Linked DNA regions of Homo sapiens: region 1 is linked to region 2. A link is a contact called in ENCODE Hi-C or POLR2A ChIA-PET data. All regions are on one chromosome and are shown on one strand. Each heading gives the region's core, a stretch centred on a gene start or an enhancer-like site at or near the end of the contact. The rest is flanking DNA. Distances are from core to core; before and after follow the strand shown.

The links. A loop is a pair of places that touch in the nucleus more often than their neighbours do. ChIA-PET counts read pairs that join two places held with the same protein, here RNA polymerase II (POLR2A).
Region 1: a map of adrenal gland shows a loop between it and region 2 (1.9-fold over the local background). The contact joins two enhancer-like sites. A Hi-C loop is called at or near these places in 1 of 168 maps with a recorded cell type or tissue (adrenal gland). POLR2A ChIA-PET finds 5 or more read pairs at or near these places in 4 of 52 experiments (BJ, MCF 10A, PC-9 and 1 more).

What each region holds. Positions count from the first base shown.
Region 1 is chr1:63,946,497-63,951,870 of GRCh38, reverse strand. All of the region lies in intron 1 of ROR1 (receptor tyrosine kinase like orphan receptor 1), which reads right to left. Among named protein-coding and RNA genes, the nearest start is that of ROR1-AS1, 160 kb to the left of the region's middle. Within about 2 kb of position 1,707, at least 6 of the 41 ENCODE cell types and tissues checked have a DNase peak (open chromatin) inside an H3K27ac peak, as active enhancers do.
Region 2 is chr1:64,084,414-64,089,672 of GRCh38, reverse strand. All of the region lies in intron 4 of ROR1 (receptor tyrosine kinase like orphan receptor 1), which reads right to left. Among named protein-coding and RNA genes, the nearest start is that of ROR1-AS1, 25 kb to the left of the region's middle. Within about 2 kb of position 1,737, at least 2 of the 41 ENCODE cell types and tissues checked have a DNase peak (open chromatin) inside an H3K27ac peak, as active enhancers do.

The DNA.
Region 1 (5,374 bases), core at 458-2,957, 140 kb after region 2:
TTTTCTTAAGGCTCTTAGACTACACCAAGCTTGTTCCCTACTTCAGCATATTTGTACTTCTGGTTCTCAGGGGCAGATCCAGGTTTTATGGGGTCTAAAGCTTCTATAACTAGGTGTGGGTAGGCAGAGTGGGCAGCATGTGGGCTGGTGGTGAGGGGGGGGTGTCTTTAAGAGAAATTACAAATGCAAAATAGCTAAGGCCCCTCCTAGGCCCCTGGAGAGGCATAAAGGGTGGAGCCCAGAACGTCATCTTCATGGCTCCCTGGGAAATCCTCCCACACACATTCCTATTCCCTTTGCCTCTGTGTGAGAGATCATTCTCTCTCAGGTCTCCTGATGGCACCTGCTGTGCCAGCCAGGCCTCCGTTCAAAGTTGTCCCCTCCTCAGAGACGAGTTCTCCCCAGCCCCCCTCTTTTACCCTATTTTCCTCATATCACTTTCATTGACTGACATGATCTGTATTAGTATTTCATTTAGTTGCTTATTATCTGTCTTTACCACAAGAACGTCAGCTCTTAAGGGACTTTGGTGCAACAGTGTAGGGTGCCTGGAACAATGCCTGCCTCATAGTCATGCTCTAAAAAGCTTTGCTGCAAAAGAAAACAAGCCCAACAGCCACCTCCCACATTCTCTGAAAACCCAAATGATAAATTAGATCCTGGTAAAGAAATTAACTGTCCTCTTTACCTCCCTTCTCTGTGACCTCTGAGGTGAGCCATGGTCATTCTTTTGCTAACAACCACAGACAAGGAACCACTTACTGGCTCTTGCAGAGCTCCTTCTACTTCAGCCAATCCCCAAAGAGAACTTCCTGCTCCTAAAGGATGAAAAGTTCAGGGCTTTATTTCACATGTTATTTTTGAATTTGCTAGGATTTTCTAGTAAATGTAGTAAAGAGTATTGTTCGATGAAGGTTTTTGGTTGTATTTTCATCATCCTTTCCCATGATGAGTGGTAATCTCACCTGTGTAGGTGTATAGCTTTGATGAAATTTCAATGTCATTTTCTGCTCCCTTCACTGTGGTATCAAAATAGTTTAACTCTTGCAGGGAATCTCTCATGTATTCCCCTTAAAAGTGTTTGATAGCTCACTGGCTCCCAAATCTGGCTGCCCTTGCATTCACCTGTGGTGCTTGTTAAAAACAAACATTTGGGGAACTTGCCCTAGGTCTGTCAGAGGCCTTGGAACCAGAGTGACTCCATCTTGAATAGGCATTGGGTAAAATGAGGCTGAAAGCTCCTGCCCTGTATTCCCAGGAGGTTAAGCATTCAGAGTCACAGGATGACATTGGAGGTTGGCACAAAATACAGGTCACAAAAACCCTGCTACTAAAACAGGATGCAGTAAAGAAGGCAGCCAAAACCAAGATGGCGATGAAAGTGACCTCTGGTCGTCCTCACTGGTCATTATATGTGAATTATAATGCATTACCATACTTAAACTCCCACCAGCACCACAGCAGTTTACAAATGCCATGGCAACATCTGGAAGTTACCCTATATGGTCTGAAAGGAAGAATTCCCAGAAAACTCATGAATAATCCACCCCTAATATATCATATGATCAAGAAATAACCGTTAAAAACAGCCAAACAGCAGCCCTGGGGCTGCTCTGCCTATGGAGTGGTCATTCTTTTATTCCTTTAATTTCCTAATAAACTTGCTTTCACTTTAATCTGTGGACTTGCCTCGAATTCTGTCTTGCGCAAGATCCAAGAATCCTCTCATGGGGCCTGGATTGGGGCTGCTTTCTGGTAACTGGTCCACTTAATCAGAATCTCCAGAGGCTATCAGGACATTCCCTGTGTTTAACAAGCACCTCAGGTGATTCTGATGTTTAGCCAACTTTGGAAACTGCGGTGATTCTAACAGATTTGGATGAGAAAGGAATCTTCAAGATACTTACAAAACGAAGGTCAAGACAACTGGACCAACCCAGAAAACACAAGTATGTTTACGAATGTCGTCTAATGAAAAATGAAAACATTCACCCCACCTCCACCCCACACAAACCATTTTCCTTGATTTGTACAAGTTAGGGCACTGGCTGGACAGGGGCATTCAAGAAGGAAAAACTACTGAAGTCTCAAGTTCCCGGGCTACCCCCTTTGAGAAACTTAAGCATGTCTGAAAATGGCATGAAACCTTTTCAATTTTGAGACAATCAAGCAGGAGACTGAAGGAGTAAATTACTAAGCCCTTTGCACCTGGAGGAATTATGGCACTTTCCAGACACATTCTGTGAATGTGGGCCAGCTCCTGGAGGAGTGAAGCAGAAAGAAAATAGCACCCGTAAAAAGGAAACCCTCCAGGTAAGCTTGGGAAAGCTGCTGGAACACTCTAAGCCTCTGTTTCTTAATTCACAAAATGGGCAGAAAACCAGGCTATCTCACAGAATGAAATAAGTTCAGGTTTCTACAGAAACATTATTCAAATGTGGCTGTTCTCCTGCCTATCCCAAGCCAGGCTCAAATCTTCCACCTTAATGGAAGCTTACCCCATTACCTCCACTCAGGCAAAAACCTTTCCTTCTCTGGGGGGTGGGGAATGGAGTGGGAAAAAAGAAAGTCATTGGTAAGAAGGTAAGGAGCAATAGGTAATCAGGAAAAATCACCTGATGAAATTGAATTCGGACCTGATTTCGTCTATTTTAGCCTTTCCTTTTTTCTTTTCCATGTCCCCGACTTGCCCTAACCCCTTTCTGTGCAAGCACTCACTCCTGCCTTCTTTATATGGAATGGTTCAGATGCCTGAGCGGGGCTTGAGGAAAGTACACCTGGCTCACTGCAGTTCTGCACAGCACACTGGAGCACATGTAGGGTAGCTCATTAAGCATATTGTACAATGTCACAGAACATATCATGAGTTATAATGTCATAGCAATGAAAAATTTACTGTGTGTCTTAGTTCAGGCTGGCATAACAGAATATCATAGACCGTGTGGCTTATACACAACAGAAACTTAAATCTCACAGTTTTGGAGCCTGGGAAGTCTAAGATCAAGGCACCAGCAGAGGCAGATTCAGAGTCCAGTAAGGCCTCGCTTCCTGGTTCATACAGGGCTTTCTTTTTGCTGTAAATCTCATGGCAGAAAGAATAAGGGAGCTTTCTGGGCCTTCTTTTATAAGGACACTAATCCAATTCAGAAGGGCTTTGTCCTCATGACCTAATCACCTTCCAAAGGCCCCATCTCCTAATACCATCATATTGGGGGTTAGGGTTTCAATATAAGAATCCGTGGCAGCAGAGAGTGGACACAAACATTCAGTCAGCATTATGTATGTTCACTGGTTTCCAAACTTCATGGCCATCTTCTTTACTGAACATCTACTAGGCATTAGGGTTGGTACTGGGAATATGGTGGTGAGCAAATGAGACAAAAATATCTGGCTTATACCCTCTGGAAGTATCAGATTTCCCATAATATTATCAATATCAGTTATCAGGAAAAGAAACTCTCTTCTTTCCATTGAACTTTATAGTTAAGTATAGCAATCTCCAAATGTTTGTAAATCAGTAAAAAAAAAAAAAAAATTGGACCACAAACCTCTATTATATATGTATATTTATTTATTCAGAACTTACATACATGAAGTTCTGTACTATTATAGTATCTATTGTAAAACATCTACATAAAATAGAAATGTGTAGAGGATAAGATAATTTCTTTTCATTGTTTGTTTGTTTTATTATCTCAGGGGATCAACTTGCACAGGTCTAGAACAGTGTGGACTGGCTAAATCAATTTTAAATTCCACGTCAGTAACTTACTACCTGTGTGACCTTGGCCAAGTGATCTAACGATTCTGTGCGGCAGTTTTCTCTGTAAAGTGGAGAAAACAGCAGTACCCAATGCAGTGTTACTGACAGGGTAAAAATGAGATAATTTAGGTAAAGTATTTATTCCTGGCATATTATAAACACTCATAATGACAGCAACTATTAGCAACATAATATTATTATTACTAAGTGGTATCTGTTCACCAGCATGATTTCAGAAGACAGATTGTGTGTCTCCTAATATGAAATCCTAAAGGGTGGAGGATAGGCTTCATTGGTATCAGGTATCAGGAGGGCCAAGGGTTCAAGACCCAACTGGGGATCATATTCTCCACTGTAACAGATGCAGGTAGGACATTATGTCATGTGGTATATGTTCCCATTATAAATCTTCTTGCTTTAGCCCCCAGGAAGGTCTTCTAGCTGACACCAGCTCACACAGGTCTCAGCTATCACCTCCCGCCGGCCACCCCACCTCCTTCACAGTAAGCCCTCTTGGTTGATGGGGAGCCTGCAGTGGAGCTGGCTGGTACATACATTACAGGTTATTAAAGGGCATGGAAAAATGCTCAGGCTTCAATGCAGACCCAAGAGCAGTTTTCAAATTTCCCTGTTTGGATGGGAATGCTTTAACACTGAAGTATGTTTTCCTTGGCAGAGGTACCCTCCATTAGATGCAATTTCTTCCTGACATTTCAAGAATTGTTTTATGTCTGTGTTCTCTATAAGGAGTATCCATGGAGGTCAGAACGGAAATTATAGTTCTAAGAATGCCATATTAGCATAGATGGTAATGCATAAGCCCCAAGCTAAATATCCCCATTCTGGCTAGCCTGCCAGTGCGATGATTAACAAGTTGGGCTGCCATACAGGGGACTGTACTGGGCGCGCTCCCGGACTGCTGCTCCTGGGCCAACATGGGCAACGTGTGTTTAGTCTATCAGAGTATTTACTCAGGACGCCAATCACCGTGGAACCGAGACAGCAGTCTGAGAGAGGACTCCCTGAATCCCCTGGAGAACACGGGTCAGGAGAAGTAGATCTATTTTTTCACAAGATTCCTTTCCCAGCCTAATGTAGCCTCCACTGGCAGGAAGGATTTGGTATGCTGGTGAATCATGGTAGCTTCAGGCAAACCTGACTGTGAAAGGTATGGCTTCAGAAGGGTCAGAGGTCTGGTGAAGCCTTACTCCCTCCGTTAGGAGCCAGGCATGTGGTGGTATCCACCACCTCAACCCTTGACAAGATCACGTCTGGCATTAGGATATCCTTTGTACCAGTTTTTCTGTCTTGGATCCAACATGCCTTGAGGAAGCAAGGATGACCTGTGCCTGTCACAGATATACAGAGCCTGGATGTAGAAGAAAGAGGCCATGATTTAGAATCTAAATACCTGAATTCAAATCCTACCTCTGACCCTTAATAGTCATATAAATCATCTCACCCCTCTGAGCCTCTGTTACTTCCTTTATATAGTGGAAATTATATCTTTCTTCAAAGATTGCCTTAAAAATTACATGACAAAAACAAAAGTTGAGGTATATGCTCAATTAGTATATGTTGAAAATTGATTTAGCCATTCCACACTGTACC
Region 2 (5,259 bases), core at 488-2,987:
AAAAGTATAGATATAGACACAGAGATGTGTCTCAGTTATTATTAACATTTTCAGAGAAGATGAAAAAGGAGTTCAATGTGTCCTTTCCAGCCACTTTATTCCCCAGTTAATGTCCCTCAACAGAGCTTATTTACACGAACAGTTCTTAATGTACTGCTTTGAGGCCTGGCGCGGTGGCTCACCCTTATAAAGCCAGCAATTTGGGAGGCTGAGGTGGGTGTATCACTTGAGCCCAGGAGTTCAAGGCCAGCTTGGGCAACATGGCAAATCCCTGACTCTACCAAAAATACGAAAAATTAGCTGGGCATTGTGGCATGTGCCTGTAGTCCCAGCTACTGGGGAGGCTGAGGTGGGAGGATCATCTGAGCCTGGGAAGTTGAGTCTGCAGTGAGCCATGATTATGCCACTACACTCCAGCCTGAGACACAGAGTGAGACCATGTCTCAAAAAAAAAAATACTGGTTCGATTATTTTACTATTATTGTCAAATCTTGCTAAAATAATAATCATTAGCTGAGAAAATAAAATAGCATTCTGAAGGTGAAACACATTACAATTTTGTATATAATAATTTCTCACCATCTTTGGAGTAATGCTCCTAAAATACCAATAAAAGTATTATAATAATATTTAATAACAATGAAAATATATTTTTATTATTTAAAGTATAGTAAAAAAAATTCTTAAAAAAATCACTGTGTCCAGAACAAACCAGATTTGTCATTTTAAAGCCCTGCTCTGGCAGGTAGGTGATACTTTCTCAGTTCTGCAGAAAACACTGTGGAGACTGATTCTCCCACAAGAATTATATTCTGCAGTCTGTATTGCTTTCCAAGGATTTCAAAACAACCCTTCATGTCTTGAGGTATACTGTCTTTTGCATAAGAATTATTTTTATGTCATTTAATTTATGGTTTGTATGCTTCTCCTAATTGTCAGATACTAAGGGTCATATTTCTCTGGGCCTGATTTAATTATTTATGTCACTCAGGACACTTGGTTACAAATGGTGGGATCAGAACTGGAGCTAGTTTAAGCAATAAAAGGATATTTATTAGCTCGCTAGCCCCGACCCCCCCGCCCCATGCATGGGAAAAGTGGAGCTGGCTCAGGGAAGACTAGATCCAAAGAATCAGATAATGCTATTTTTCATTTCCAGATCTTTCATGGCCATGGGCATTTTCAGATTTATATTGCAATTGCACACCTAAAAAATGCAGGAGAGCAATTTTGGCAGCTCTATATTAGAAAACATTTGTGGAAGAATTAGAATTTGCCTGGTTTTGTCATCTGCCTATCCTTGGACCAGTCTCTGTGGCAAGAATGTGAAGCACTGTGGTTGGCACCTGGTAAGACTCTAATAGTTACTCCTCAAAAGTAAGAAGAGCTATTCTGGACATACATAGCAATAATATCCATGATCCCTTTATGAGAAGGTGTATAATTATAGATCTTCCTTTTTGGATTATTCTATAGATTGTCTCATGCTCAATAGTACTGAAAAGCAATAATTGGTGTCAAATTCTTTTGAGCAAAGAGACTGAACTAAAATGTGCCCACAGGAAAAAGATCATGAATTTTAACTTTGGCATACAAATTTTAAGCCTTGTTATCTCAAAACCACAACTGGCAGAAATGTAGCTTGGTGTGTGTCACTCTTCCAGCAATCCCCAACGAAAGCAGGAGCCTTGCATCAAATAAACACAAGCATCCACAGGCCACCCAGTGTACTGGCCTTTCTCTGATGGTACTCACCAGTTGAGTCATTATCTACATAGAGAAACCCAGCAAAAGCCTAGTTATACATGTAACTCATTTGTTATCCAAATCTTCACATTCAGAAATTATCAGTTCCTTGTCGACAGACTGACTGATGAAAGTTCCAAAAGGATTAGGATTCATTTTCTTTAAAATTTTTTTGGTTTTCATTTTCAAAAACTCTTGTCATGCTGCAGGGCTCCCCTCCCTACATTTTTGTTTCTTTTTGCCCAGACCTTGGAAACTGTCTGCAGTTTCAGGGAGCACTGCTTTATATTAACACTACTGCTTATCACAAGACAATAATAAATACACTTCTGTGTAGATTGAAGAATGTAAATGAAGATTAAGCCCACATTACTTAAAGTGGAAACTATGCCATCAAAACAGAAATAAATGGTTCAGCTCCACCTAGTTACCAGGGTCCCTGGTGGCTCCAGTGTGGTTCTGATTTTCAGCAACTGGGCCATGCTCTGGCCTTGGTCTGCCATCTTTTCTCAGAATGAATGCCAACCGCATTGGCAGAACACAATCGCCATCCATTGTGTTCGTACTTACGTTTTGTATAAGCCAGTTATTACAAACAGGTGTGAACCTTCCACTACCCTCCTCATGCTAGTCAATCTCTGATTTGTCACCTTTCTAGGAACACAGGGATTCCTTTGAAAATTATTCTATTGAAAAAAGATAGCATTTTAAGAAGACCACAAAATAGAGGGTGGGGCAGGAGCCAAGATGCCACATGAATTTTACTATGAAGGTCTGAGTGATTGGAGTGACTGGATGAATCAATGGCTGGTATTAAATTCACCTTATGTATCATGTATATCATATCATAGGGTCTTTTGATATTCTCTATATGTTTCAGGTGGGCAAAGATTCCCTCACTGCTCAGGCTCAAGTACATGGTATACAGAAATTGGGCTTTTGAATTCAGCCACTGGCAGAATCCTAGCTTTTCTTCTTACTGACTCTAAGAACTCGGGCAAGTTTCTCAGCCCTCATAAGCCACAATTTCCTCAACTGTAAAATGGGTCTTATAGTTGGGTGGTGTCAGCACTAATGAGACAATATAAACATAACATTTGACAAAGCTCAATAACAGAAGCTGCAATAGCTAAGCTCTAAATAAAACCCCAAATGATCTTAAGATCACAGTAATAAAGATGTTCTACAGGAGAAAAAAAGCACTTATTTAATGGGTTGTGCTGGGTAGACTGTGAAAAAGAGAAATATTAGACAACAGCCCTGCCTTCACCAGGCTCATCATCTAGCTGGGGGAGCCAAAGGTAACACACCATACTCAAAGGTAATGTGCAATACTCAACAGCAAAATAAAATATCAAATTACAGATGCTGACTGTGCATGTGAAAGTAGGTTAGAAGAGAGGATGGTTATTGGAAGTTAGACTAGTGCTTCCTAAACTATAGGCCTTGTGATGGCAGGAACATTGTCAGTTGTGTCCAGGGCTCTATCCTCAACAACTAGACCAGCACCCGGCTCTTAGTGCATGGCCAATAACTATCTATTGAGTAAATGGATGAACAAATGAATTATTTGAATAACTAGTTGAAAAGACCTGGACTTGGAATATAAAGACGGGTTTGAACCTCTGCTTCATAGCTCTGTCGCCATAGATAACTTTCTTAACTTCTCTGAACCTCAGTTGCTTTGTCTGTAAAATGGTTGTATCATCCTTGCCCACTCCATTAGGTTGTCATACAAATAGACAACACATTTTGTGTGAAAGGAACTGATCCACAGCAGGCATTTGAAAAATGGCAGTAAAAATGCAGTTGTTAGGTGGAACTGGAAGCTTTAGAATGGGTAGAAATTTGGACAGGTGGAAAGGAGCAATTTTAAGACTGCATTCACCCATATGTCCCTTAACTTGGGTTCCAAGACTAATAACGGCATCCAGGGAATAAGGGATGGATGGCTGTTTTTCTTTCCCGCCATGATAACCAACGGCACATGCCCCGTTGCTGTTAACAAGATCAGTAAACTTGCCACATTCAGAAATCGACAATTAACCCCTTTTACAACACTTAAAGTCACAGGCCTTTCTGTTTTATATGGCCAAGCAGGCTGCTGAGCACATGGTTTTTATTATTGCCCTCCCCCAACTTAAAAAAAAACTAATAATAATTTAGCACCTTATAGAACCTGTCCCTTTCTTAATGATTTTGCAGGGAAGCTCTGTGCACTGCAGCTGTCTTTGCAAGGGCCACCTCCAGGTCTGCCCTCCTTGCTGCTTGGGGAAACTATATTATCTTTAGTCCTGCTTACCTTTCTAAATGTTTTATGGTTTACAGCTGTGGTGAAAAGCATTTTGGGGTCGGCAGAGATTTATTCCCCTTTTTAATGTTTTTACTAGGCTGAATAAACACATTCTCAAAGAATGAAACCTCTGGCCATGTTGGGAATATGGAAAGCTGGGCAACACTCTGTAATGGCAGCTCTCTTGTGACTGACACTTGCTTATAACAACGAATGCCATTGTTGGCTCTGCATGGGACTGTGGTCAGAAGCCCCTCAGTGGGTTCCATAGCACCCAACGCACGAGCCACTCTGTCACAATCCTACCTAAAACCACCTTCCTCTTTGCAGGATCCCATTAACACCTGTAGGAAAACGCTGCCTTTTAATGACTCTGGAAAGTCTGGAAGGTTGAGAATGCATAATTGATGCTATTGCTTTGGCACTTTTACATCCAGCATGTGCTCATTTAAATATTTTTGGCAAATGAGTTCAGATAAAGTGAGTCTTTCTCCCAAATTCAAACCAACCCTTAATTTTTATGAGGTTTGTAAAACTTCAGCAAAATGATTTCTTAAAAAGGAAAAAGAAAATTATTTCCTTAAGCATGCTCACTCCGTTGATTTTGGCCAAGACTGCTTGTAGAATTACTAGTATGCTATGAGAAAGATTATTCATAAAATTATTTGAAACTGGATGGAATCAGAAAGTATTATAAATCTCTTCTCATGACATTCCTGCAAACTCTGCCAGGGCTGGAATAAAACAGGCCTGGAAGCCAACAGCTAGCACACACCTGCACAGCCCACTGCAGGGCAAAAGCTGGCCTGTCGCGTTGACCTTCTCAAGGCATCCCCAAATTATACTTCAAAGTCAGCAGAATAAAGAGCTTTGTCTGTTGAAGGAGTTTGGGGGGTAATTAACAGGCATAAGTCATACTTGCAGACATAGACATATCAACTGGCAGCTTTGAAGAAACTGATGTGGCCAGCTCATTCCTTTCCAGTTTCAGTGCATTTCTCTTCACAAGACCAGGATGAGTCCTCTCCATAAAGAGCCACTTCTGGCTAAGACTAATGAGAAATGCCATGGATTTTGTCATTCAGCTCCTTTCAGGCTACTGCCCTTTGATCTGCTCTAACTGTAGAGTTGCATACCCAAGATAGCACAAGGTTGAATATATTATATTAATGAAACAATAATTTCAATGGGAAAAATACTTAAGAGCTTACAGACTTGCA